Regions from separate parts of the Mus musculus genome. Here region 2 is linked to region 1. A link is a loop called in an ENCODE intact Hi-C map of the cell type or tissue named here. Cell type or tissue: left cerebral cortex. All regions are shown on one strand. Each heading gives the region's core, and the rest is flanking DNA. Links, peaks and the distances in the headings are about the cores only.

Region 1 (11,770 bases), core at 1,204-9,203:
AAATAAAGATCAGATAAACTATTTAAATAGCCCTATAACCCCTAAAGAAATATAAGTCATTTAAAAGTCTTGCAAGGAAAAAAAATTAAAATCCCAAGGCCAGATGGATTTACTGCAAAATTCTACCAGACCTTCAAAGAAGATCTAATACGAATACACTCACACTATTTCACAAAAGAGAAGAATAAGGAGTACTGCTAGAGTCATCCTATGAAACCACAGTCACCCTGATACCTAAACCACATGAAGACTCAACAAAGAAAGCAAATTTCAGACCAATTTCTCTTATGAACATTGGTGCAAAAATAATAAAATTCTCACAGACCAAATCCAGGAACACATTAAAAACATCATCCACCATGATCAAGTAGGCTTCATCCCAAGAATGCAGGGATGGTTCAATATATAAAAATCCATCAATGTAATCCACAATATAAAGAACTCAAGAAGGTGGACCTCAGAAAATCAAATAACCCCCTTAAAAAATGGGGCTCAGAACTGAACAAAGAATTCTCACCTGAGGAATACCGAATGGCAGAGAAGCACCTGAAAAAATGTTCAACATCCTTAATCATCAGGGAAATGCAAATCAAAACAACCCTGAGATTCCACCTCACACCAGTGAGAATGGCTAAGATCAAAAATTCAGGTGACAGCAGATGCTGGCGAGGATGTGGAGAAAGAGGAACACTCCTCCATTGTTGGTGGGATTGCAGGCTTGTACAACCACTCTGGAAATCAGTCTGGCGGTTCCTCAGAAAATTGGACATAGTACTACCGGAGGATCCAGCAATACCTCTCCTGGGCATATATCCAGAAGAAGCCCCAACTGGTAAGAAGGACACATGCTCCACTATGTTCATAGCAGCCTTATTTATAATAGCCAGAAACTGGAAAGAACCCAGATGCCCCTCAACAGAGGAATGGATACAGAAAATGTGGTACATCTACACAATGGAGTACTACTCAGCTATTAAAAAGAATGAATTTATGAAATTCCTAGCCAAATGGATGGACCTGGAGAGCATCATCCTGAGTGAGGTAACACAATCACAAAGGAACTCACACAATATGTACTCCACAATATAAACAAACTGAAAGAAAAAAGATCACATTATCATCTCATTAGATGCTGAAATAGCCTTTGACAAAATCCAATTCATGTTAAATGCCTTATAGAGATGAGGGATACAAGGCACATACCTAAACATAATAAAAGCAATATATACAGCAAGCCTATAGCCAACATAAAATTAAATAGAGAGAGACTTAAAGTAATTTCATTAAAAACAGGGAAAAAAAACAAGGTGCTCACTTTCTTCCTATCTATTCAATACAGTAATTGAAGTTCTAGCTAGAGCAATAAGACAACTAAAGGAGATCAAAAGGTTACAAATTGGAAAGGAAGAAGTCAACGTATCACTATTTGGGGATGATATGATAGTATACATAAGCAACCACAAAATTTTTTCCAGAGAACTCCTACAGCAGATAAACACCTTCAGCAAAGTGGCTGGATATAAACTTAAGTAAAAAAATTAGTAGCCATCCTTAATATGAAGGGTAAGCAGGCCAAGAAAGAAATTAGGGAGACAATACTCTTTACAATAGCCTCAAATAATGATTCAGCTGCCTTGTTTGTCCTCAGTGGGAGAGGCAGCACCTAGCCCTGCAGAGATATGATGTGCCAGGGTCTTGGGGGCAGTATCCAGGGCAGTATCCAGTATCCACTCTCTCAGAGAGGGAGGAACTGTGGGAGAAGTACAAGAGAGCAACCAGGATGTAAAGAGAATAAATAAAAATAAAAAACAAGTATACTAGAAATGTTTGTGTCGATGCCATTTTGTGACCACAGGATTTTCTTTTTCTTGAGTAGAAACCTACAATTAATGGTCTAGATCATGTGAATGCATGTGTTTAGCCTCTGGAGATAAGACAAGGCTTAAAATATATTTTAAGGCTTCAAACTTAGAAATTTCCATTATGAGGGCAGCATCCCATTAAGTGTCATGATATAAGATTATACCCATTATTAATAACCCCCAAATTCTGATATTAATAAACATATATTAATAAGTAAATATACATAAAATAATTATACACACATATTTATTTATTGTCAATTTCACAGGGTCTTGAATCACACAGGAGATGAAACTCTGGCCAATGAGTATGAAGGAAGTTTTAGATTGGGGTAATTGACGTGGAAAGATGCACCCTTGTTTGGGTAGTTGCCTTTCTATGGGCTGGGATCCAAACAGAATTAAAGGATAGAAAGCCAGCTGAGCATCAGTGTTTGTTTCTCTCTGCATCATAACTAGAACTGAAATATGACCAACTGCCTCTTGCTCCTATGCCTTCCCCTGCCATAAAACAGTACATCCAGAGTGTAAAACATAATAACACCCCTCTTTCTTGTGTGCATGTGAGTATGGGCAGATGGAAACATATGTGTTAAGGTCAGAGGTCAGCCTTGGGTATTGCTCTTCAAAATCTATGAACCTTGATACTTTTGGCACAAAGTCTCTTGCTGGGAGTTTGGGATCACCTCCTGGGATAAGCTGGTGGGCCAGGAAGCCACATGTGTCTGTCTCCCTAGTGTTGGAATTACAGGTGTGCATCACCACATCCGGCTTGTTAACCAGATCTGAAAACTGAACATGAGTCTTTATTCTTGCCCAGCAAGAACTTTACTCCCTGAGCTATCTCCTTCGCCTGGTTAAACTGCTTTAGTCTGATATTTTGTTATATTAATGATAAAACTAAAACATCATATATACTTCAGCCATTTCCAAATGATCTTTTAAAATTAATTTTCAGATACATAGTAACGATATATATTTCAAAGTTTCTCATCCTTTTTAGTAGCTGATTCACCAAGAAAGCTCGTGTCTGCATCTTGTATTTCTAAAACCCAAGCTAACCTCATCTTAAGGTCACTGGTCTAAGAACTCCATAGTATTGAGAATCCTTTGCTTTGGAGACCAGCCAGTTTCTTTCTCTATACTCTAAGTGCAATCAGATCTTAAAACTCACTGCAGCTTTATGTATTAGAGGTTATTGATGAAAGAAATCTCTTACGGCTTGTCCTTCCATTATTTAGACAGACAACAAAACCCCAGTGTCCAAGCAAGCTGAACAGAGCTCGGATACACTTAAGAAAGCCTGTCTTATCATTGCTATGGTGGACTGACTGTGAAGTAGCCAGTGTGAACCACAGCACCAATTTCTGGCTATTGTGCAGAATCTTGATTCCGTGTGTCAGTTCCTAGTCTTCAGCTAAAAAGTCTTCCACTGGGAGAAGTCATCTCTGATTTTTAAGTATAGCAGGCATCAACTCTGTAGCGTGTGAGGTTGAATGTAAGACTGTTAACATTTTAAGGTGTGGATACCACCTATCCAGTGACGCAATGGCAAAGATTTATATATATCTCTGGGAGTCTGAAACCCTTTAGAATTGGGAATCAGTTAGAGAGTTTGAAACACTTTTTCCATGGCTCTTCATCACAGTAAGATAGTATTAGGTTTGCCTCCCAATGAGAAGGAAGCTAAGTCAGGCAACTGGCTGTGGAAGAGATGCTCTTGTACCATATCCTTTTCAGAACACACAGGAGCTTTTGGAAAACATCAAGATTACAAAAACATCGTAGAGAATTTTCTCTTACCCAACATTAAAATTTTCCCAGCATTAAGACTGCATGATTCAGGTACAGTGATGTATGTTACGAAATGACATTGACATGATACATTCAATTCAATTACAGGTTTTATTGGAATTATTCATATTCACTATAAATCTTTCTTTTGGTCCAGGGTCTAAGCAGCATCTCACCTTGCTGTTTGCCACATGGTCTCTTTGGTTTCCCATCTCTGGCAATTGTTCTCTTTCTTTTAAGTCCATAAGAGTCTTTGAAATATGCAGATCTGTTACTGTGTGCAGCCCCCTTTGATTTGGATCTGTTTCATGTTGTTATCAGAATTAGAGTGAGGCTATATGCTTTGAGAGGCTGCATTGTATTTCCCCCCTGCCAAACCCTCATAATGCAGTTCTAACGCACAATCTGATGGTTTGGGGAGGTTGAATATTTTGGAAAGTAAATTTGCAATGAGGTGGAAATCTGAGAATACAGTCAATGCCCTTACAGGAAGAGACATGGGAGCTAGTTTCCTACCTCCTCACTTGTCACCGTGTGAGAACATGGCTAGGAGCTGGCCATCTGTAGGCTAAGCAGGAAGCATGACCCCACCAGTCATCAGATCAACTGCTTCTTGTCCTTGATGTCCCCAGAATGCAGGACTTGGAAAAGGAAATGACTGTGTTTTAATCCCCCCTTTCTATGGCAATCTATAATGACATGACTGCCACAGCAATAACACTCTGCCCTTTCAGCCCATCAGATCAAGGATGCCTGCTTGCAACCCACAGACCCACATCAGGTCTGTGAGGCTTTTCCTTGGGAAGGTGAGTGCCTTCATTGTTGTTGCTACTTTCGTTTGATAACACGTTGGAAGAGAAAGCACTTGTGACCATGCTAATGCCCCATTTCCCATCATAGGCTTGTGCATTAACCTTTGCACCCCATCAAAGTTTCTTGGCTTGCACCAGTGTCACAGTGGTGTCTACCTAATGGTGTCTGATTTCTATTTTTTTCTGCACTTTTCATGCCATGTTTCTGTGAGGGAGGATAAAGTCATCAAATATTTCTTAGCTCTCTGTGCTACAAGAGAAGTGGGTCAGGGGACCAAGCTGCTTTCAGTTCTCCGAGGGGTTGGTGCTGGGCGGGTGATGTCCAGCTGGCTGCAGCTGTGAGGGAGGAGGACATGTGTTCTTCCCGTAGACCCTTGCTGCTGCTCTATTCTAGCTGCTGCTGTTTCTTATTTGGGAACACCTCCCCCTAACTAGCTACTTGCTCTTCAGGCCTCTGCTCTTGCCATCCTTGTTAAAAGACTGTCTCATCTCTCTTCCTTCTCAACAAGAGCCATTTTCCCAAGTCTGCCTTTACTGTGTTTCCTTCTAAGACTCACACAATATGAGTGAAGACCACAGTTATTTTCTCTACATTTCCGAGCTACTATGCAACATCTAGGACAAAGGACCTTTTTAAGAGGGATCTGACAGAGGAAAATGAATATAAAATAGTGTATTTGTTACAAACGCCATTATGTCTATAATTTAAAGGTATCTGGTACAGCATGATTGCTACATTAAAATTCATTCTTTTTTGGGGGGGTTGCATCTGTATGAATCTTGACAAGTGTATGTAGCTTCATTATCCATGGCAATTTGCAATACGTGAAAATTTCTTTATCCCCAAACATCCTTGATAGCTTTCATGGTCCTCTACTCCCACCCTTGGCAGTTATTGGCCTTCTTTCTGAGCCTTTAATTTTGCTGCATCCAGAATATGATGTGAAGGGCACTACAAAATTCACAGCCCTTAGAATTTGATGCCTCTCGTATAACATGATGTTTGAAATTCATCCACACTGCTCTTGCTGTTAACACGTTTGCCCATTTTGTTGTTGAGTCATGTTCTGTTTTATGCACTGACTAGCTTGTCTATCAGTCACTGGGCAATGGATTTTTTTTCCACTTTTGATTACTATAAATAAAGTCATTACTAGCATTTATTCTCTCTCTCTCTCTCTCTCTCTCTCTGCAAAAGAGACATAGGGAGGAGTAAGATAGACGGGAACACTAGAGAGACACACAAATAAAGCGAAAGACAGAGGTTTTCAATTTAATTGAACATGTCCCTGGGAATGGAATCGCCAGCGTTTTGGTGGGCAGTTTAGAAGTTATCCAACAATATGCTCAAGGAGGGAGACCTATTTTGTTCTAACCAGCAGCGTAAAGAGTCGTTCATCCCTATGCTTCCCTATCAATCACTCTACTGATGTTGGTGTCTTTCATGTGACTCCTTGCCATCTCTATACTTCTCTACTGAGTAGTTAACAAAAATTTGCCTATTTCTTATTGGACTGTTTCCCTCTTGTCTAATTTATTGTTTCCCCTGTTATGGCTGGTGCTAACATTTGCTTGCTTTGGTTGAGTAGCCTTTTTCAAGCCTTCCTCAGAATTGAATTTGTTTTCCCTTGGTAGGTTTCAGAAAGCACAAGCTGATTTTCCTTCCCAGAGCCGTATCTCAAACACACCACTTAGTCTTGACTCCATTTCATTTTTATATCTGCTAACTGGGAACAAGTCGTGTTTCTTAGTAATTTTCTGTTGTTGTCTTCCAGTAAAAGTCAAAATAATTGCCCGATGAATGTGAAGATCGTCAAGCTTCCACCATGTTGTTAGTGGTAGCAGGTGGAAGGCAGGAAAACAGTGAAGAGGTTGTAGCAAGAGAGATGGCTAGGCAGAGTGCAGCCGTAGGATCCTCACCAGAAGGAAAACATGAGATGCGTGAGTAGAGAGAATTCAGAGAGGGGCCACTTTCTTACACACACAGACTCCAGATCAGAAAGAGAAACAGATGGGGAGAAGATATAAAAGTGATCAACATTCAACAGATGTAAAATTATGCCCAATTACAGAGAAGGAAAGGAGAGACAAGTCAGGTGTGTTTATTCACTGATGGTGCCATTACTCCCCCCTTTCCCCAATGCTTTTTCCAGACAGGGTTTCTCTGTGTAACCTTGGATGTTCTGGAACTCACTCTGGAGACCTGGCTGGCCTTGAACTCAGTCTGCCTGCCTCTGCTTCTCAAGTGTCGGGATCAAAGGTGTGCCCAGCACTACTTCTTAGGTAAAGTGGCTTTCTTCGAAAGTGCTGCCTGGACTCAGTCCCTCTAGACTCGTGCTTATCAAAAAGTGAGAGAAGCGAAGCCATATGTAGAGCCCAAGGACTATCTTCCAGGAGGTCTTTGCCATGCACTGGGCACCATGTCCAGAGTGGTATGCGACCTGCCTGCTTGGTGTGCACTCTCCTGCTGAGGATGATGTGCAAGGAGACCTGAGCTGACACCTGCTCTGTATGACAGATAGCAAAGGATCCCATATTGCAGTAAAATTGGACACTGTAGTGATGTCTTGACCATGTCAGGATTCTCTGTCTAACCATGGAAAGATTCAGAGAGGAACAGAGATATCAATGCTATAAAGGAGAAACTCTTTAGGGCTTCAAGACAGCCTGCCCCACAATGTATGCTCAAACAGAAATGCCCTTCCTTGGCACTCATCAGGTTTGTGATTGTGGAGCTTCTGACTCTGGCAATAGTTGTAGTTCCCAGGGTGGCCCTCCCACCTCAGCCCTCTGTCACAACCTGCCACTAGGGTCATTTTTCACTACCCAACTTGCAAGCAAATTGTGCATCCTTGTTCAAGTAGGATGGGATAGGATCTTATCAAACAGGACTTACCAGCTGGAACCAGAAAAAAAAATATGTCCATCTGGCCTGGGCAATGTGCCCTCCTGGAAAATTACTGAATAGTGCCAACTTCTGTAAAAATACATTCCTTAAAATGCCAGCAGAAGGCAGAGACTTATGGAGACATGAAGAAATTATGCAGCCTGTGCAAATCCCCATCTATCACCAGCCCTGAGTAATGGGAATAAATGCCCACCCAGCCTCAGTGCCAAGAACATTAATAATTAGTTCATGGGAGCTGTCACTCAGGAATGTCCTGGCGGTGGTTCAGATTCCAGGCATGAGGGGATGTGATGCCAATGCACGGAGCCCACAGAGCAATGAGACATTTTGTTGTGCGTGGGTGGGCTGTCAGAAGCAACCCTCTCTCTACAGAGAGGCAGTGAGAAGTGACGACTTTGGGTCCAGGGATCTTGGCGAGTTAATCTAGCTGCCTTTTTTGTTCTCCCTGCATGCTTTGCAGAACTCTTGGTAGTGAGATCTTCCTCCTGAGGAATAAAGACAGCCAATCAATGCTCATCATAGAACTTTCTTGCCTCTTTCTGAGGCCATTGCCTGCCATGGTTGCTGAAAAGCCTCTTAAGTGACCACTCAAGGTCCTCCTCATGTTCCATCTTACCCCATGGTATGGGCTGGTGTGTCCTCTGAAAATGTATGTGTTCTAACCCCCGTGTTTCAGACTGTGACTGAGTTTGGAAGTAGAGTCTGTAAGGAAGCAAGTGGGTTAAAGTGATAGCAATTAAAGGACATCCGATTTGTATCATCTTAAGAAAAAGATATTTGGACATAGAACAAAGGCTAGACTACATGGGTATAAAAGATAAAAGGCGTCTGCTGTGCCAGCTCAGAAAAGAAGCCAGAGGAAACGAGGCCACGCAATACCTTCTTCTTCGACTTCCAGCTTCCAGAACTGTGATAAGTAAATAACATTGTGTTGTTTAAGCTCCCTTGCCTGTGTTTGTGAGGTTTTATTATGGTGTCCTAGCTGACAGCTGCAAATCTTTTTACTTGCTCCTTAGGCACTGAACTGCCCTTCAGCTGTCTCTCTAATGAACTTTGAAATGTTGACCACAGTAATGAAGTTACTATCAAATATGACCCATGGCTATTATGTCCTGTCCTCATCTGTGTCTTTTTAAATTCACCTCTTGAATTCAGGACTTTTCGCATGTTGAGCCAGTTGTACATTCAGCCTTTCTTCATCCTTCTTCCTGATTTCCATGTTTTTGTTTTTGTTTTTGGTTTTTTTTGTATTTTCACTTTTATGGAGAGTGTTTCACCAAGGTACCAGGCTGACCTAAAACTCACAATTCTCAGTCTTCCTTGCACCTAATCTCCCATTTTGGATTCCCACTTTCTGATCCCTTTACCCATGTTCTTCCCCTAATAACTGTTCCTCAAGTCAAATGCAGGTCCTCTTCTCCATAAGGCCTTCCTTATTTCCCAGGCTGATGGTCCATTGTCATTGAGCTTACGGAGGATAACATCTGACTTGCTTTTGTATTGTCTGTTGCTTCTGGAGTACTGCTTTGTACATTACAAGCCCATATCTGTTATGTAACTAAGAGAAAAACAGAGAATGGGGCTGTAGGAGGGAGTATATGATGCCCTGCCTGGGAATGTGTATGTTTGAAGAGCTGACATGGGATAATAATGTTAACCAGGCTTCTGTGATCAAACCAATGTGGGTACAGCACACACCCTCTTCCTGTACACCTCTTACTTTCCTGTCTCTTGTCTTTCCCCATAGGAGAACCATTTCTACCTCCATTATGGAATTTCTGGGTAGATGAGTGAGAGGCACATGTGCAAAGCATATGCCCTTGCTTTGCTTTGTCTAGAAAAATAAAGTTCCAACAGGTAAGAATCAGAGGCCACGGGCTGGGCCTCCCATCTCTGCGGGAAGCTCTCACTACCCAAGGAGTCCACAAAGAATCCTGTGGTACATTTGGATGAAAAACAATGGTTTCCCCTCTCCCTTAATCATAAATACGAAGAAGCAAGATGAAGAGTGGTGATTCTCGGGCATTCAAGTCATCAAGTCTAATAAGGGAACTCTACATCTTATTTAAATGCTTCATAATGGATGACCATATTATAATCTAGACTAGGTTAGGCCAGTCCTTGGCTGGAATAGCACAAGTCTGAGGACACAACACAGAGGGAGGTGATTCATTTCTACAGAAGCAGGATAAGCTCTTACTGCTCTTGTACCTAAGGAGCACTTCTCCCCTTCAGATACTCTCACCATAGGTAGATCCGGACAAACAGGTGGAGAGCTGCAAACCAGAAAGTGGGTAGTAACAAGGACAGTTGCTCATTGTTTTAGTGGATTCTGTATTTGCAAATTCACCTATTTGCTAAAATACACTTGAAAACCACAAACTAATGTTTATGGCCTACACTCACACACACATACCACATGGTTTCAGTCACACAACAACATTACCTTTCCCAGCACAGTGAGCAGAGTTGGTCTTTCTGGCTCCAGTCTTGGGCTGCTCATGTGTCCTTTTCATGGGTTATGTAGTGTCTCATTTCCTACTTTCTTTGCTTTTTGTTGTGATGTATGTTTACATCCCTTTCATAGAGCTGGAGTGATTTCTCATATTACCGATACTAGTGAAAAGGTTGTATGTGTCTTATGCAGAAATCATACGTATTAGGGAAATTCCATTCATGAGTTAAGTCATATAGTGCAACTGACTGGAGTTCAATGCAAATGAGTTAATATCACATAAGCTTTGACTTTGTATCACATAAGCTGTTATATACATCTATCTATCTATCTGTCTGTCTGTCTGTCTGTCTGTCTGTCTATTTGTCAAGGCTGGTACAAAGGTTTGATTGGAGAGGCTTCTAGGAACATAATCCTGAATTTTCCCTAACAGCAATGGTTCAGTATCAGCCGATTCATCATTCTCAGTGACTTTATTCAGTAATGATGTGACTGGACAGACAGAATCTGGTATACAATACAGTTCAAGTTTAGAAGTGGTGAGACTGGAGAGATGCAGGCAAGGGAGGGTCTTAAACAGCAGGACTGGTCATTATCTTGCTGAACAAGTGTCAGTAGCCAAGTAAAATAACTAGATTTTCCCCTTTACACTCTAATGCCCTTAAGAAGAATGGGTTTAAGGTGAGCTTTGGCAAGGTGAGGATGCAGTAAAACAATTCTCCAGAGATGGGACCAGCCACTCTGTGTGCTTTCAGACACACATCTGCTTTCTGAAATAAGATTCCGTATACCTCAGTCTGAGAAGATGGAAAGCTCACTGAAGAGCTGGGCTATGCCTTACTCATCTGTGCCAAAGGAGTACTTGAAAAATCATCTGATAAACACTGTGCTGGGTTATGTGAACAGAAATACTGCTAGTGGGAATGGAAAGGAATGGGGAGGAAGGAAGGAAGGAAGGAATGAAGGAAGGAAGGAAGGAAGGAAGGAGAAGCAAGCAAGCAAGGAAAGATGGAAGGAAAGAAAGAAAAGATGGATGGAAGGAAGGGACAAAAGATAGAAGGAAGGAAAGATGTATGGAAGGAAGGAAAAAAGGAAAGAAGGAAAGATGGATAGAAGGGAGGGAGGAAGGGAGGGAGGGAGGGAAGAAGGAAGGAAGGAAGGAAGGAAGGAAGGAAGGAAGGAAGGAAGGAAGGAAGGAAGGAAGGAAGGAAGACAAGGAGGCAGGCTACCAACAGTTCTTGGCTTTGACAGGCTGTAAACATAGCCTACTTTTAGAAGGACAGGAAATGACTCCAACAGTGACTGACAGTTAATAGTGGCTCCCATCTTGATTCTAGTAGGATAGATAGGTTCTAACTGGAGTCTTGGGGACAGAGCTAAGGTGTCAGGTGGTCTTCTGGAGCCCTGAGTGTGATACTGCCACAGCAATGGGTCTGGAGACAGGAAAGCCAAAAAATGTCACATTTGACACTCATGAGCGAATGGAATTTGGGGGTTGGACTTGTTATGATTGCTTCCTTCTTGTAGCTGCTTTGAGGGAATGTTTATCCACACCTGTCACACTGCTGTGTTTCATAATCAGATCCCTTATTTGGCTTTTCAGGTCTACAGCTGAAGAGTTCAAAGCCTTTGAAATTGTCCCATCCATACCTGGATTAGACGATAGTTAGTTGAGACTTAAGTCTTCAGAGTTGACACTGGAATGAGTTACAGTTTAGGGGGTGCTACTGAGATAAAGTAAACATATTTTTTGCATATGAGAACAATATAGACTCCAGGAAAACAGATGTGCGATGCTAGACATCATGTTCCTTGAAAATTCACATGTTGAGGCTCAGATCCCCAAGGAGATAGTATCTGGTTCCTGGGCCTTTGAAAAATTATTGGGTTTAGTGATTTTAGCAGGAAATTGGGTGGTCACTCACTACCTCTTCCTCAT
Region 2 (11,770 bases), core at 1,793-9,792, 330 kb after region 1:
TTCTAATTTTCCAAAGAAGATTAAAAGAAACCTTGGTCCTCATTGTTTAGCTCCTTCAAATACTATCAAAATAATAGGAGCTAAAATAGAAGAAACAAATTTTTCAACACTTTGGAAAATAAGAAAGCAAGTACCTTTGTTTCTGAAGAGTTGATTAGTCTGAGTTAATCTGAGGATTTGTTGATGAAGTTGCAAAGAAAACACCACCTAACATTCTCTGGACTGACTGCTTTCCCGACAGTAAAATGCTTGGTAAATTGCCATGCGTTCACCCCACTGTATTAATTTAAGATGACTTAGAAAACAAACGCCATCTGAAGATTCTCAGCTTAAGGAAAAATAGACTTAGATCACTTAAGGAAAAACACATTAAATTGGTAAAAAGATATAGGAATTTGAGAGAAGAGCACCCACATGCCAGTAATGTGTAGGCATGAGTATAACCTGCGCATGTGAGTTAAATGTATCAAGAGCCTGAATCTTATACCACAGCAAGTGCAAAAGGATCCACGCCACACCATGGAAAAGTGTGGTGCAAGCGTTAACTGGGAGAGGGACATGGGTGATCAGAATGTGGCAGAAACATAGAGAGGAGATAACTGTTTGTGGAAATCTTGAGAATGGGTATGTGTAGCAAAACAGGAAGGACGGAGATGACAGGATGATGGGATGAATCTACCAGCAAGACACAATAGCACAGTATGTTCACAGAAAGGCCATGCTACCAAGTGAGGTGGTGTTGCTGCATTTGAAGTGTCAAATGAACACCACAAAAATGGCAACACACTTTGGTTTGATAAGATTGTGTATTTTTTTTTAAATCGGTTATTTTTTTTTAGCCCAGATTAGCCTTCAAACTCACAATTCTCCTGCCTCCAATCCCAACTGCTGAGATTAAAGATATACACCTTCTGTCTAGATTCAGTCAGGACTCTATTTAAATTATGACTTTAAGACATTCATATCTATTTCCCCCCTGGTTCCACTACAGTCTATGTAAGAAAAAATGACAGCAAAATTAGATACCTTCTGCGGTGGTTCAAACAATATGCACAGGTCCAGAAGTTCCTCCTATGGATGACTATGGTTTGCCCTGTTCCCCGTCTCTGACATAGCAGATTTTCCTCGACTTGATAGTGTGTGGATCTGAATTCTTCTTCCTAGAGAGTCTGAATACACCTGGATGGAAAAATCACAATCTTGTCCCAGGTAGTTTTTATTCTTGTAAATGTGAGTGTGTGTGTGTGTGAGTGTGTGTGTGTGTGTGTGTGTGTGTGTGTGTGTGTGTGTGTGTGAGTGTGTGTGTGTGTGTGTGTGTGTGTGTGTGTGTGTGTGTGTGTTTATGAAACGGAAATATTCTGATCATTGTAAAATATCTTCAACAAGATATTTGGGGTTGGTGACACATATTAGCACCAACCTATGTTGTTGCTACAGCTATAACAGAAAATAAAATAAAAGACTCAAAGATCTTAATGGTTTTCATATCTGATACTGACTATTAACACTTGTCAGCTATTTCCTCAAGTCCACCAGCTTAGGTGCATGTAAGAAGGGTTGGAGGAGGTTTGTGAACAGTGATCTCTTAGCCATGGCAATGCTGTCAACACCTCTGGAGCTGAAAATGCTTTATACCACACTATGGGCTTTAGCATCTCTGAAAGCACAGTTCAGGATCTAAGGATGCCTAAACTCACTGTTTCCACAGGTGGAGCAATACGGGTTTACAGAGATTCTATGGTTTGGCCAAGTGGCCACTGTTGACAGGCACAGCAGAACTTGCAGTGGTTTCTGCGTCAGTCCTTAGACCCACTAATGCTACCTCTTTGTCTCCTTCTCTCTCCAGCTGGCTTTCTCTGTCTAAGTCTACTGATATTAGAAAAGAGTTTGGGTAATAATACTTCTCTAGGAGAGCAAATTTGTGCACGCTGAAGGTGTATTTACATTTCAAATACCAATCAAATATTTCAATGTATTTCCTCTACTGGCTTATAGTAAGTACTTAAGTGTATTAAAAATTTAGCCTTTGCATCACAAAAGTTCTGTTTTAATTCTTCTGTGCTGACAGTATTGTGATAAATTATACACTACATGAACTACTCCAGACTTCAGGGCATCGGAATGCTGGCTCAGCGGCTAAGAGCACTTATTGCTCTTATAGAGGACCCAGTTCCCATTCCTAGCACCCACATCATAGCTCACAATTGTAACTCCAGTTCTAGAGGGTCTAATGCCTTCTCCCTGACCTCAGAAGGCAGTAGGTACACACATGGTTTACATACATGCACAAAGGCAAGAAACTCAAATACTCAAATGTAATTTTTTGTTGTTGATTTTTTGTTTTTTGTTTTTTTTTTTTTGTTTTTTGGGTTTTTTTGTTTTTATTTTTGTTTTGTTTTTTTTTTTACAAAAGACAACAAACTTCAATCAGTTATCAGGTTTTATTCAAACTGTATCTGGTTTTATAGCTTTAGTTATTTAAAATATAGACTTGCATCTTAATTCACTTGTCTGTTTGCTGTAACAAACTACCTCAAACTGTATGAATAATGAAAAGATTTCTCCCAGTTTGGGATATTAAGAAGTCCAAAAGCATGACATTAGTACCTGGCCAGTCTTCTTGCTTTTCACCCTGTCATGATAGAGAGCATCCCTTAAGAAGATAATAAAAGCTACTCAGGAAAAGTTTGCTTGTGTGCTAGAGTCACTTCCTCTCTCACTAAATAACTCATTAATCTACAACTGAAGTAGCCCACTCATGAGGGCAGAATCCTCATTATCCAGCTACCTCAACAGCCCCACCACCTCCCACCACTGCCACCAAGAGAATCAAATTTCAATAAGATTTCCAGGTGAGATTAACCATGGTGGTAGATTGAGCACACACTGGCATTTCATCCTTGGAGTTTATTTAGGAAATGAAGCATTGCTCAGTGGTTCCAGAGAAATTAATACGTAGTCTAAACAGATGGTAATTTCAGAGAGATTTAGATACATTAGCACTGCTATTTCCCAGCACCTATAATCTTCCAAATTGACTTATTTGATGCTCTTCAGATCTGTTTTCTAAAGGCTTGGATTTGTATCTCTGTGGCTGCTTTTGAAATGTTCTCTCCAGTGGTGAATTACCTAATGCAACGCTCACATTTGGTGCTATTTTTCTCAAATGACAATACAGAACAGGAGGGACCATGTGGTTATTGCTTCACACTAAACCAGTACTTTGGCTCAAAACGTGGATGAACTGTAAGGAAGACAAAAGTAGAGGAAAAGTTGAAGGCCTCTGGGTAAGGAATCCTTGTGCTATAGCCCGATCTGGGTGATGTGGTACAACATAGTGATAATAAGAAAGCATTCCTGGCAGAAATGAGCTAATGTGTGCAGCTCCAAGCCGAGGCTTCCAGGCTGATCTGTTAGTTCATTAATAATTTTCTAAAACCCTTGCTTCCATTCTGGAATCCTCGCTACCAAACCTCCCCATTGCCTTTCCTGGTTGTCTTAAAGGAATTCAATCAAAATTGAAGATGTGGTATGCTGAAGACTACAGCTGGATAGAACCCATCCGCAGAGCTTGCTTATACTTCTCTAGCAATGCTGGGGAGTAGCTAAGTCAGTGAAGACGATGTGCCTTGTACAGTAAGCATTCTCCTGTCCACCATTCCTGTGTCTCCTGTATACACTGTGATTTTGTGCTAAGGAGGAGAGTGGGGTGGGTGTAGCTGGGTGTGGTGTCAAGTCAAGTAAGTCTCTCTCTCTCTCTCTCTCTCTCTCTCTCTTTCCCTTTTCTTCCGCTCTTTCCCATGAAAAAGCATCTTCCTGACTATCCAATTTATAACAGGACTTTTTTTTTAAACTTTGGTGTTAAATGGTAAAAAAACGATGTAAATATACTCCATAACAGCTAATATTTACATTACTTAGAGCAATGGTTCTCAGTTCCTTACAGCAGACTGGATCTACTTCCTTACACTAGAGCAAGAAGGGGAAGTCAGACCTCAGCAGTTAACTGGACCTGGACAACAGCTGCCCCCTGCCTACTCAGCCTAAATTATCATGCAGCCAGACTCTTAGCAGGAATCCTGACCTACGCCTGGGATGGATGACTATACCTCCTTAAACTCTGACATTCTTGGTCCTGATGCAGCCCCAAACCCAGAGTCTAAGAATCTGTCTCCCAGCATAAGCATCACGTCTCCCTTGGCAGTCTTGGGATGCAGGTGCAGCGCTGACTCTAGAGGAGTCTCTAATAGCCATCGCAGGTGGGGGGAGGGCAGTCCGGACTCCCGCTGGACTGCCAGATGTTTAGTTTCTGGCCTCCTTGGAGCACCGGGAAAAGAACAGAGAAAAAGCTCCTTCCTGCCCCCATGAGTCACCTCTAGAAGGATGCTCTTCCCAGCCTGGGATTTGCCCAAAGTGGAGGGGGCGGGAAGGATCAAATTTGCTTTGTTATTGGGAGAATGGGAGAGGTGTGGAGAGGGAAAGAGAGGAGAAAGAAGTGAGAGGAGGGAAGACAGGGGAAGGGAAGAGAGAAAAGAGAGGAGAGTTGTTTTGTAGCTCAGACTAGCAAAGAAGAGCAACAGGGAGCGGCCGGCCGGCCGGGGGCCCCCCCGCTCCCCTCGGGGCCTCTGAAGCGGCACGCACCGTAATTCCCTGCCCGGAGCTGTGCAGATTTCCACAAACAATGACATCACCGGGCGCCGGCAGTGGGTGGCAGCGGGGGGGATTTTCCTGGGCGCGCAGCGGTCGGGCGGAGCAAAGCCGCTCCGAGCTGGCGGGGGCGCGGGCTCGCGGCGCCCCCGGGGACCCGGGCAGCCAGCTGGGCAGGGGAGGGCGGGGGCGGGCGGGGGCGGGCTCGGGGCGGCCCGGGGCGGGGCCCGCCGATCCTCTGGCCTCCATTGGCCGCTGGCGGGCGCGCGTCACCCGGGCTGGCGCTCGCCTCCAGCCCTCTAGAATTGGAGCCGAGGAGGAGCTGAAAATGCAGATTTAGCATCAAGCACAGACACACACTAGCTCTTTCTCTCGGGTACACACAGCTCCGCACATTCGCACCCCTGCCAGCCAGCCGGGCTGCGCGACTCCCCGGCTTCCCTGGCAGCCAGCTGCTGGTGGACAGCGTACAGATTTGCTGTTTGCCAAGCTTCTTTTCTGCCTCTTTTGCTATACAAAGATTTTTTTTTTTAAAAAAAAAAAAAAAGAAAAACAGAAACAAAAACTACATACCTATTTTTTATTTGCATCTTCCCTCTTCGTCCCCTGCTCCACCACCCTGCGCGCCTCACAGCCCCACTTTTCACTCCCAAAGAAGGATGGAGGGCGGTTGTGGATCCCAGTGGAAGGCGGCCGGGTTCCTCTTCTGTGTGATGGTTTTTGCGTCTGCCGAGAGACCCGTCTTCACGAATCATTTTCTTGTGGAGTTGCATAAAGACGGAGAGGAAGAGGCTCGCCAAGTTGCAGCAGAACACGGCTTTGGAGTCCGAAAGGTAAGATTTTTTTTCCATACATTTCACATGTTGTTTCCAGAGGAGGGACAGCCTTGCGCAATCTCGTTGCAGATTTGCAAGTTTTCTGTCTTTTTATGCTATGCAGCTATTCTGCCATCGGTTCTCAAACACGACATTGCCTCCGGTGATCTTTCATGGGTTATGTAATTAAAATGTCCTTCATCTGTATTAGAAAGGTCAGAGAAATAATTTGTTGGTGTTTGACTTGGTGGGGGCAAAATAAGACCGCACCTTACAAAGGATGCTGTGCGCCCCGGCTGCTGTCCGAGGTACCAAGTTCTCCAGGCTGCCTAGGGACAGAGGGATAGAGTCCAGAGCAGCTGGGCTTACGTCGACTGCTTTGCCAGGGAAGTCTCCCAGCCCCCCACGCCCCGGAGAAAGAATAGTTTCCCACCGACATGGCTCAAAGATCGAGCGTTGCAGTTCACCTCAGTTTTCCGACCCACGCCTAAGGACTTCCCTCCCAGCGACTTTCAGTCCCTGCTTTTTTCCCCAGTGGACAAGAGCTTTCTGACTTGGAAACAAGGACGGAGTTCTCTGTCCAAAACGAGTGCTGAACTTGTGCGCTTTGGCTCCTGCCCACGACCTCCCACTCCAGAAGCGCACTCCTGTTTGGAGAGTTCTTAATTTGCTTCTTTAGGACACCTCGCTGCCAAGAGAGATGGATTCTGAGGGGGATTCCCCCCGGAAAAGTCGAGGTGTCCTCTCCTGATGTGTGGGCAGCCAGCGCGGTTTTCCCCAGAGAGCACGGGGATCCCCATTCCAAGAAGTTGTCCAAGTTGAACTGTTTGGATAAGATTTCGAGCTTTGGGTGCCTCTGGCAACCTCTGGATAAGTTAGGGTACTCGTCCTGCGGGGAACAGAGGAGAATAATTCATTTGGCGGGGAGCATGCCTGACCTGCTCTTCCTGCGAAATATCTGTATCCCAGATCTGGAGTGTCCTTAGGGGACCTGGCACCGCTAGGGGAGAGTGAGGATGCAAGGAGAAGCCAGTCTGAGGGGAATGGAAGGTCAAAGGATGCAGCTTGGTACCCGTGGGCTGTCCCCTCCCTCCTGATCCCACAAGAAAAGAGGCTTGAGAGAGCATTGGGTTCCCTCCCTAGAAGGGCAACACAGGCTGGTCTCCTCTGTCAGAACTTCCTATGTCTCTTGCCGAGTTCCCAGCTACTAGGATGACTCCTTCAGGAGCGCAGGGCTCTCCCGCCTACACTCACCAGCGGCGCGGCGGGCGCGTATTCTACCTCAGCTGTGTTTGGCAGCGAGTTTCACAGAGGTCCTGGAAGAAGCGCAGGTCTGCGGGTGGCGCGCGGGCGGGTCTCACACACCTAGAACTAGTTGCTCCCGAGAAGAGAAGTGTGGGTGGAGCAGGGGAAACCAGGTTCCTGTTGATAGAACAGTCTCCTGGCCTCCTGGCCCACGGAGACTTCTTTCAAACGACATTCAACCCTGAAACAAGCTGATACCCCACCTAACCCCGCTCCGCCCTCCTCCCCCCATTGGCAAAATCCAGCGTCCTAGCGGCATTGGCAATGAGTGATTATAGTTAGCTGATATCTGACTGTGAGATCTTGCATACTTTCCCTTTTGAAAAAAAAAAGATTTATCTCATCGTGTGGGGGGGTGGTGGGGGGGGTGTAGGTTGGAACTGGGATTACCGAAGGTTGTGAACTGCTCCGTGTGAGCACCTGTATGCACCCTTAACCCATGAGTTCTCTTTCCAGCCTGCTTAGATGCATTCGTATTTAATATCAACAGCTGCAAGAATGCTTCTGTTATTAGAAAACCCTTGCTAGGTGTTGACAGGGCTTTATGGCTGGGCTACCCTACGAAGGGAAGAGGCAGCAAGATCTTTAATTCTTCTATACCTGTGTAACCCTACCTGTGGGTACCTTCTGTGTCAGCCCTTTCTGACAAGGAAGGAAACCCATCTGCTGCAATGGTTTTCCATCTCCTTTTTCTTTCCCCCTGGAAAACACATTCTTGAGATCTGATGCTAAAAACCTAATGAAAGGTAGGTGTAACTGAGCCTGATAATGGCTAACCCTGTCAATTTTTCAATATATTTTTTTTTCCTAATGGGAATGAATAACTCAGTGAGTGCTTAACGGTTGTGATGGTGAGATTGAAGCCAGGAAATATAAAGGTAATCTTATGGTTTATCAGCAATTTGGTTCGACTTTGAACAGAAAGACACATATACTTTGGGGTTAACTATTTCTCCTCATTCCATTCTTTCTTGGAGAGGAGGTCACTGACTGATTTTGTATTGCAATATCAAGCTGCAATCCTCAGCTATGAAGAACAGGCTTTCGATTTGGTGTCTCCTTTTTCCTCTCCTTGTCCTCTCAGATAGTACCTCCTAACCAAATCCTAGTCTTTTGCCCTGATACGTATTCAAAGGCTAACCCATGTATGACAAGGTACTTGTGCCTGAAGAAGCTTTGTGGTGCAATGCCCAGAGAGCATTGAGCCCTCCAATGAGCCTTTTTTTTTCCTTCTTTGAAGGATCACATGCTGTTGATCCTTCAAGACCTGGACCTAAATCTTGCCTGATGCTACAGCCATAAAGAGCTTCCCTTCTCCCAGCTGCCCACAAGGCAGGAACAGCCACTGCCCTCTGTCCTACCCTCAGTCACTCATGGGAACCTAAGTATTCAGAGCCAATGTCCTCTGTATTCCTGGCTTCTTTGCCTTATCCAGTCAACTGCTGTGCTTGACGGCCCTTAATGTATTCGTATGACTGTTTCCCAGGCACTGTCCTCTCTTGGTCTCTTTGCACTGCTCTATACTTGTCCCAACTTCTTATCCTGAATTTTGTACTTTAAACCCTAAGACATCCTTCTCTGTGGTTCCTCTAAGCCTTAGCAGATCTCTTCATCTCCTCCTGCTCAATGTCAGGTATGAAAGGTTCTCAGCAGCTAGTTATACACACATAGGAAGGGGCAGGGATGCAGATGAGGGGAGCCTTCTGTGACAGAGTATCTCATCCTAATCCCACAAAATAAGTAGAATTGTCTGCATCAATCTTCACATGAAATTCAAAGCTCTAAGATATTAAGTAACTGCCTTATATTGGCAAAGGAAATAATTCAAACATAAATCCAAATTCACTTGACTACTAGCTGTCTCCAGGAAGCCATCCCTGACTGCCAAGAACTTTGCCTTGGAGATACCATTTTGAAAATGTGAAAGAGGGGCTTCTTACCTTTCCTTTCTTTTTTTACCTGTGCTATAATTACCATTTGTTTGCTGTTGAGATATGAAAATGTGTCACTGACTACCGTGCACATCTGTATTCATCTTCAGAAGATCGGAACTAAACAATTCTGCTTTTTCCTAGCCCTGATGCCACATGTTGTGCTGGGCATGAAATGCTGGGAAAGGTTTTGTTCATGATTTAATTACTTCATCACTAGAATATCAGTAAAAGCAAATATTTATGTTTTCTCCAGGAAAGAAAGTAAAATACCTGTCTAGTTTATTTTTTCTGTTTTATTTTAACCTGGTCCTCACCCCAAACCATGTCCACTGAGATGCTATATACAAAGAATTCAGTGGTGACAGGACTGACTTCAGATAGCACCTCCCACTTCTCAGGACATTATTTTTGACTCTTCTGAAATGGAAATAAAAATGACTTATCAAAATAATGAATCCCATATCACAGTTTCAGCCAACTGTGTGTGAGAATGTTGAGCAAAATAAGAAAAGAGTAAAGTTCCATTAATAATTAACATTTTAAACACTGTTAGACATTTTTTGTTTTATTATGTTTAGATTTTTATGGATGGAGAGCTCACTGGGGTGCTTTCACAGATAACATTGCATGACCATTTTTATAAGTGTAAGGATATTTCTATTCTAAAGGTGATCTACTAGTAATAGTACTAGCAGGTAATAAAAATAAATTTTGGATCATTGTACTTTGTGGATATATAATTTAACATATGAAAGAACATAGCTTACTATTTTCACAAAGTGAGTATACTGGATCATAAGCACTGAAGTCAAGAAACAATTATTATCAGAATCCCCAAGGCCCCCTACTGCTTCCTGAGCACTTCTGAGTTTAGGCAGATATAAACATCACTTTGGGGTATACCAAAGTCCAGCAGGCACTCCATATCCAGGTGGCTTCATATCTGCAGACTCAATCAGAGGTGGCTGAAAAAAAAAAAACCAAGGTGCATCTGTACCAAACAGATATTTCTTAGCTTGTTATTTCCCCAAACAATGTGTTTACTGCACAGCATTTGCACTGCATTAGGTGCTATAAGTAAGTAGATATTATTTATAGTACTTACAAAAGTCTGTATGTTGACTATATACAATTTTATATATAAGAGATCAAGCATTTGGAGTTTAGGTACCAGGGATGCTGGCACAAACTCACAGTAGATACTAATAGGCAGCAGTGCATGGATTTGGGTAGACATGAATGTGCCTTCTGTAAGATATTACTAAACTGGAGTTCATAATTTATGCATACACCTGTGTTTAGGAAGTAGCATTAGATTTCTATTGCTATGTGTCCAGGTGAGTTTTTATTGCCAACTTGACACAAATAAGAGTCATCTGGAAAGAGTACATTTCTAGTGATGAAATTTCCAAGATTAGATTGGCCTGTGGCCAATTCTGTTGGGAATTGTCTTAATGTTTGATTGATGTGGGAAGGCCCATCCCACAAGGAAAGGTGCCACCCCCAAGATATTACTAAGTTGTATGAGAAAGCTTGCTGAGCATGAGCACAGGAGACAACAAGCAGTGTTTCTCCATGAGTTTTACTCCAGCTCCTGCTCGATCTCCTTCCTTAATGTCCCTGAATGATGGATGGGCTGTGACCGGAAATTTAGGCAAAATTAACCATTGCCTTCCTTTGGTGGTGGTGTTTATCACAGCGACAGAAAGCAATCGAGCACTGTGTAATAAATCCCTATACTGTGCATCCTGTAGAATTGCATTGAGTCTGGTAGGTTTCAGTAGAGTCCTTTGCCAAAGTCCTCAAAATATAATATTAAAGCTTCAGCTAGCTATGCTGTCACTTAGAAGTATGATCAATGAATAAATTGCTTCCAGGTACACCCAAATTTTCAGAACCCTTCTCTTCCCTGTGGATGTAGACCTAGAATCTGTTTCCTTGTTGGCTGCTGTTTGGAGCAAGGCTATGCTCCTAGAAGCCAAGTCATTGATTAACTCACAGCAGCGTCCCTCCACAGGCCTTCCCATACCCTAGCCATTCAAACACCTTCTGTTTGGGAAGCCTCTGCACCTTTCTTAGATCAATCTGATTAGCTCAGGCACACCATGGAAGTTTCTCTTCTGATTTTTTTTTTCTGAAAACCAACTGATTTGGTAGCTTACATGTTTGATTACTACCTCCAAAATGTTGTAATTAAATTCCAACTATTTATAGTCCCACCCCATACTGCCTTACTCAAGGGAGGAGATTATAAAGGCTATCAGCAATAGGAAACAGAAGTCTTGAACTATATTTAGAACTTTTGCCTACAACAGACAAGCAACCACAAAGTCTCTCAAAGCATTTATGACAATTTATATTCCCACCAGTAGTGCCTGGGGGCTCCAGTTGCTTCACTCCCTCACCAGCCTTTGATACTCACACTTCAACTGTTGAAAGGTGTGGTCATACCACCCTTTAATTTCTACTGCAGCTTTACCTGATGAACAGCTAAAGTGAAGTATCTCATAGCATGTTGTGTTTTGGATACTATTTTATTCGACATTTATTCATAACTGCTCATAGGGCTAAGAATGAGAGACTAAGTGCTCAGCCCTAAATGAGATATCTATTGTAACCCCACCATCACCAAGGCTCAAGGAACATCATGGAAGGAAGTAGGGAGAATGGAAGAGACAAATGATGGGGAAAAGCACTGTGAAATGCTGTCACAATCCTGAGCTCCTAACAGTTGAGATTACTTGTATGAGACCTATATGACATCAAGCCAGCCCAAGTTTCATCACAGACCTAGCAGGTAATCTCCAGGCCTCTGTTTCTTAACAAAGGAGCTATTGTCAGTGGATTGGAAGTTGCTGAGGTTGGGAGAATCATTCCTTTTTGAAGACCTCTGGTACATTTCTTACTCACCAATGGATGGCCTCACACACATGTACATTGAGACAGCACTAACTGGATTAAATGGCTTATCACAAACAAACAAAAAATCCATAGTAATGGGAGGGGACTTGTTGTGGGGACATTCAGAGAGTTGGAAGAGGAGAAATAGAAGGTAGATATCATATTTCA

Evidence for each region. Peaks named below come from ENCODE experiments on the same cell type or tissue, not always from the same donor. Only the 100,000 strongest peaks of a DNase experiment are listed, where the experiment ranks them.
Region 2: a loop joins it to region 1, with 3 times the contacts of the local background. A loop is called at or near these places in 3 of 42 quality-filtered maps.

Annotation. Positions count from the first base shown.
Region 1 is chr2:143,210,555-143,222,324 of GRCm38, forward strand. No RefSeq gene overlaps it. Among named protein-coding and RNA genes, the nearest start is that of Otor, 140 kb to the left of the region's middle. In left cerebral cortex, for the core only: no CTCF peak of the experiment used is centred there; DNase peaks (open chromatin) are centred at 3,415, 4,826, 6,153, 7,458 and 1 more place; H3K27ac peaks cover 3,729 bases.
Region 2 is chr2:143,541,185-143,552,954 of GRCm38, forward strand. It overlaps Pcsk2 (proprotein convertase subtilisin/kexin type 2), which reads left to right and starts at 4,949. Exons shown (of 12, transcript NM_008792.4): 1 at 4,949-5,480. The coding sequence starts at 5,307. Pcsk2os1 (proprotein convertase subtilisin/kexin type 2, opposite strand 1) reads right to left here and starts at 6,653. Exons shown (of 3, transcript NR_040354.1): 1 at 5,221-6,653; 2 at 1,027-1,179. In left cerebral cortex, for the core only: CTCF peaks have their summits at 4,628 and 4,908; DNase peaks (open chromatin) are centred at 4,425, 4,716, 4,964, 5,319 and 3 more places; H3K4me3 peaks cover 5,757 bases; H3K27ac peaks cover 4,038 bases.